Regions from separate parts of the Mus musculus genome. Here region 2 is linked to region 1. The links are chromatin loops, found by intact Hi-C in ENCODE. Cell type or tissue: heart. All regions are shown on one strand. Each heading gives the region's core, and the rest is flanking DNA. Links, peaks and the distances in the headings are about the cores only.

Region 1 (2,907 bases), core at 207-2,706:
CAGACAACAGATTTCTCATTTAATGTCATTCCAAAAAGTTTAGTCACAGCCAACAATGTAGAGAAGCTGGAAAAATGGGATCAGAAACAGCATTTCTGACAGAATCAAGACATGGCGACTACAGGAATAGGGAGATGTCCGGTGAGTAAAGCATTTTCCACACAAGCGTGAAGAAGACCTGGGCTCAGAGCCCTAGAACCCACGTAAAAAGCTGGGCACAGTGGTTTTGAATTTATAAGCCCAGGACTGTAGAGGTGGAGACAGGGGGATCCTGGGGCTTGCTGATCAGGCAGCCTAGCCTAGTCTGTGAGTTCTGGGTTCATCAAGAGACACTGTCTCCAAAAGTAAGGAGGAAGAGGAGGAAGAAGAGGAGGAAGAGGAGGGGGGGGGAGTTGGAAGGACAACTTGGAGGTTGAGAGCATATATTGCTTTTGCAGAGGACTGGAATTCTGATCCAGGTACCCATGGCAGGCAGCTCACACACACCTGTAACTCCAGCTCCAGGGGCTGAATGCCTCTGGCCTTCTTGGGTACCTGCACTTGTGTGCACATGCTTATATGCACACAAGAAAGCATTTGACACCAACTTTTGCCTGCACACACACACACACACACACACACACACACACACTCATGTGCGCGTGCATACACGCACATACAAAATACACGGGCAATGCATGTACTACATATGAGTGCACATACAGAGTAAAGCCTACACGTAAAACCTGAGTCGTGTCAACTAACTTCCCTTTTAATCTTTAATTTCTCTGTCCCATGAACGTTCAAGATTTGAGCAGACAATTTCTTTTGATACAAGAAAAGGAGTACAAGTTGATGGAGGGGCCAGATAAACTGTGAATAACAGACAGAAAGATTCCAGAAGGCTACCAAGGACCATTCAGAAGTGAGCTGAAGGCACCAAGGAAAGGGCTCTGGCTCGTTTCCCTGACCAGGCTTCCTCAGTGAATGCCTACAGTTTTGAAGAGACTTAGTTCATCTACAAGTGGGTTCCATCCTCCAGGGAAAACACACATGAACATGCGTGCATCCAGAACTCTCAATTATAGCTCCTTACTATTTCCACATTAAACATCCAGTTTTCTAGTTCCTACATCTCCTTGCCTGCAGCTCGAGGAAAGATGAATGCGCAGGAGCTGTAAGGTTTCTCTGCATTCACTTCTGCTTGGTTAGCATCCAGCCAGGTCAACAGCCTCTGACACTGCAGTCTTCATGCCACGAAACGCAGCCTCCTCTAAGGCCAGGAAATGGTTGTATGATCATCACTTCCCCCTCATAAGGCTAAAAGGCTGGTTTTAGACTTATGTCTACCCCACTGCTGCTAAGAACAAGCAAAGGGCAATGAACTAAGCATCAAACACACACACACACACACACACACACACACACACACACACACTACCACATCCATACAGCCCTGTATACGTTCCAAGCATGCTTATGGTTATTCTTATCAATGTTGCTAACAAACAGATCTACGCAGACATAGGTCTAAGAACATTACCCCAGGCTTCAAACACTAAAACCTCAGAGGAAGATCTCAGAGGGCAAAGTGAGAAGGGGCTGAGAGAAAGGAAGCAGCTGCCACCTCCTTTGAGAGGCCGTTTCAGGACACCCCACTCAAAGAAGTCCCTCCAGACATGCTTCTGTAGCCCCCAGGGAATCGATACTCGCCGGATGGAATTATTTCCCTGAAATAAACAGACAGGCAAAGGTCACTACTTCTGGGGCCTAGAAAGAAAACAAGCCAGCTGCCGAGTTACGGGGCAGCCCATGATGCAACAGGGCAAAGGGTTTGAACCCCTAGGCCCTGTGGAATGGCTTGGACAACTAGATCCCTATGGGGGAAACATGCCGGTAGCATATGGGAGGTTAATCCTTCTAGGAGCAAGACCAGTGTGACCAGACCTAGATGGGCACATCTTCAGGAGTGCAGGCCCCTGAGCTTCGGTGACGCCCACACTACAACTGGTATTTTCCACTCTAGGGACATGGGGGAGCTGTGCACAATGACCTGGGGTCACACCTGCTCAGTCTTTATAAAAGTTATATACCTTGTAAACTAATCAGGGCTGGCACACAGTAGGCCTATAGGAATGTCCTCCGAATGAGTTGTGTTCCTTAGGTACAGAGACAGACCTGTGGGGATGGACAGCTATCCAGAGGCAGCCACTGTAGATCATAATGTCCACATGTGTTATTTCTCTAAACAAGCCCTTCCTAAATATACCTGAACTTGCCTCTAAGCGACTGGAGGAAAGCACGCATCTGGCATTCCAGAGAGTCTGCGTAAATACAGAGGCCGTGAGTGGCAGTACCCCAGAGCTTTGGGATACAGATCCACTCACAAGCAGTCTAAGTGAACAACGGCCTCCCTTTTCCCTGCCTCAGCTCACCCATTTGTCAAACAGGAGCCACGATGCTGTGCAGCACTTAAGGCACCTAAGAGGATGAAATCAGATTGGCTATTTAACGTATTTGGAACATCACGGGCATGCAATCGTGCTTATGTAGTTGTTCTCATTGTCACATTGTGTTAAGATAACGTGGAAAGCGAGGGCAGCTCTTATCCCAAGACAAGAACCAAGCATCACAGCTCACCCTGCATGTTAGAAAACACAGACAGAATAAACCTTGTGCTGGGTCCCTGGGACAGTACTGCACTGTCAAGAAGAGCCAACTGTAGTCTGCTCCCTTCCCCTTCAATCACTTGAGTATACTAGTCAACATGCAAACGCTACTAAGTGTCCCAGAGGTTAACCCAATCCGGCTAACCAGACTCTTGGTGGCAGGGGTAGGGGTGGGGCAGGGGTGTCACAGACAGTCTGTGGACACTCACAGCTGCATCCTGTCGACTGGCTCGTCCCTCCAGATTTAAAATCGCTATCT
Region 2 (2,907 bases), core at 94-2,593, 88 kb before region 1:
TGTTCAAAACACTAAACCTGGTGCACTAGTGTTCAAGATAAAACCCAAAACTCCACACTCCACACAAGCACACTCAGCAGCAGCATGGTCAGTGAGTGGCTGGTGGCACCCCTTAACTCTGCCCCATAGGAAAATGCTCCGAAAGCTTATGAGTTAACTAACCTAGAGCATATAACACTGTGGCAAACAAGAAAAAGCCTGCCATGAACGAGATGGAAGGTGAGGGCAAACTCAACGGTTTATCCTCTGGTCTCCAAATGCTCTCTGAGGTATACGGGTTCCCTCACGCATGAACATGTACACATGCATGGGAAAACACCACACACATGCACACACGCACACACACACACACAAACACCACACACACACTTTCTCTCACACACACATATACACATACCACACCACACATACACAGACATACACATACCACACACCACACACCACACATCACACACCACACACACATACACATACACACACACCACCATACCATACTACACATACCCCCCCCCACACACACACTCTCACACACATATACACACACCACACCACACCACACTTACACATACATACACACACCACACACACACTCACCACACACCACACACCACACACATAAACATACACACACTACACCACACATACACACACACACCCCACACCCCACCCACACACATACACACACACATACACCACACCACACACACACATGGGGGGGCAATAATACCTGTATAATACCTGCCATAATCGTAATAATGGGACTGAGTCAAGTAAGTTGTAACTACTGTTAAAGGCCCACAGTACAATCAGGCCTTGACAATACATGAACACCTCTAAATACATCATCACACTGACATTTTTAACAGCCCAGTGAAGGCAACTGTCTTGCTTAAGGTCATGTTTCATGTGTGAAGAAACTGGGACCCAGAGAAATGAAGCAGCTAGCAGGAGGTCACAGAGCTCTTACAAACAGAGATGGCATGCAACCTGGATTTCTTCTACCCTCATAATAATGCCAGGTCAGCAGGCAGGCTTCCTTTGTTTTGTAAGAGAAGAGACGCTTGCCCAGGGTTGCATAACAGCCCAGAATAAACCTGATTTCATCTCCAACACAGTTTCAGGACTTACTGAGTCAGACCCATAGCCGACTGCTCAAACACAACGTCTAGATGCTTCCATCTTCCACTGTCTGCGAAATAGATAGCAGCAGCCATTTTCATAGGTGCAATAAATCTAGAATGACTTAAAAACAAAAACAAACAAACAAAACTAAGCTGTAGGACTTGCACTAGAAAGCTCTACAGTCCCCTGTAGCCAGCTGGAGCCTCCATGTTGGAAGCTCTAGCTAAAGAATGAGGGGAGGAGGAAGAGAGACAAGTACCACACACAGTAGGGCTCACTGAAACTCAGTGCTAGAAACTGAACAGACATTTAAGGTCAGGAATGGCAAACTGAGTGTTTTGACTTGTTTGCAGTTGTGTGTGTAGCCTGAGTTCTCTCTGACAACTCAAAATTTCAACAAAAGCTCAAACACATACAAATGTCAGCTAACCTAGACCTACTATGTGCCAGGAGAAATTCTAGGAATTTCCACAAACAAGCCCATTTAATCCTTACCGTAAATTAATTGTGGTTCTAATTTCTAGCTGAGGAATCTGAGGCATAGAAAGGTTAGTTAAGAGGCCGGGTCTCAGAGCTAGTAGGTGGCAGACACAGGCAAATCTGACCTCAGAGGTTCTGGTCACAGTCTCTACTCTGCATTGCCTCCTACACATGGCCAAGGTAAAGGAAGGCACATTCAGAACAGAGAAGGAACTGGGAGCCAGATTTAGGAGGCTAACCTCAAGTCAACCATTCTAACTGGTGTTCTTGAGTAAACCAGCAGTCCAGCAGCCTCCACAAGCAGGGCTCCAACCTCCATCCCAGAGACACACAATGGTGAGTGTCTTAGGGCTTTACTGCTGTGAACAGACACCATGACCAAGACAACTCTTATAAAGGACATTATTTAATTGGAGCTGATTTACAGGTTCACAGATTCAGTCCATTATCATCAAGGTGGGAGCATGGCAGCATCCAGGCAGGCATGGTGCAGGAGGAGCTTGAGAGCTCTACATCTTCATCTGAAGGCTACTAACAGAATATTGGCTTCCAGGCAGCTAGGATGAGGGTACTAGAACCCACACTCACAGCGACACACCTACTCCAACAGGCCATACCCTCTAATAGTGTTACTCCCTGGGCCAAGCATATACAAACTACTTCAGTGGGGAATAGAACCAAACAAAGGAACGCAGTTCACCTCTGAGGTGCAGACTCAAGCGTCAGGTTTAAGCCGAGGAAGAATGGGAAGAGAAGCAGATGGGTCTGTGCAATTGAACAGTCCTGGTCAAGACACAGTTTGCTTGATCATCATTGTTATGGTTTTGAGAGGTGACCTGAGGAGGAAGGCATTGCCTCTGCCGTAGCTGAAGGCATTACTCTAGTTTCTAACAATACCAACAACAACAACAACAACAATCTCTGCTATAGGACACAGCCTCTCTCATTACAGATGCAGTATTGTAGGGGCACGGGCAGGGGTCAGGGTTGGGAGTGGGGATGGAGGTGGGGTTGGGGGTGAGGGTGGGGGTAGGGAGGGATAGGGATGGGTTCTTGTGTGGAATTTCAGGCTGGTATCCAGTCGAGCTGAGGTCTGAACCCCGATCCTACATAACATGGTAGGCGTTCCCTCATGCTCCTGGAGCTCCGGCCCCTACCTAAGTTACCACCTCCCACAGCCCCCACAAGAGAAGAATGATCAGTAGTCACATAAACAATGGCCCAACTTCTGACCTTCAGGCTAAACTCCTCCCCAGTTACCTAGCAACAGTGAAGACCATAAAAAGGGGTGCTCAGCTCCCACCA

The links. A loop is a pair of places that touch in the nucleus more often than their neighbours do. Peaks named below come from ENCODE experiments on the same cell type or tissue, not always from the same donor. Only the 100,000 strongest peaks of a DNase experiment are listed, where the experiment ranks them.
Region 2: it touches region 1 in a loop (2.3-fold over the local background); 3 of 42 quality-filtered maps call a loop at or near these places.

What each region holds. Positions count from the first base shown.
Region 1 is chr10:84,422,837-84,425,743 of GRCm38, forward strand. The region is part of intron 1 of Nuak1 (NUAK family, SNF1-like kinase, 1); the gene reads right to left. Among named protein-coding and RNA genes, the nearest start is that of Nuak1, 16 kb to the right of the region's middle. In heart, for the core only: no CTCF peak of the experiment used is centred there; a DNase peak (open chromatin) is centred at 1,675.
Region 2 is chr10:84,334,583-84,337,489 of GRCm38, forward strand. It overlaps Gm46201 (a long non-coding RNA gene), which reads right to left and starts at 1,167. Exons shown (of 2, transcript XR_001779691.1): 1 at 1,129-1,167. In heart, for the core only: no CTCF peak of the experiment used is centred there; a DNase peak (open chromatin) is centred at 1,049.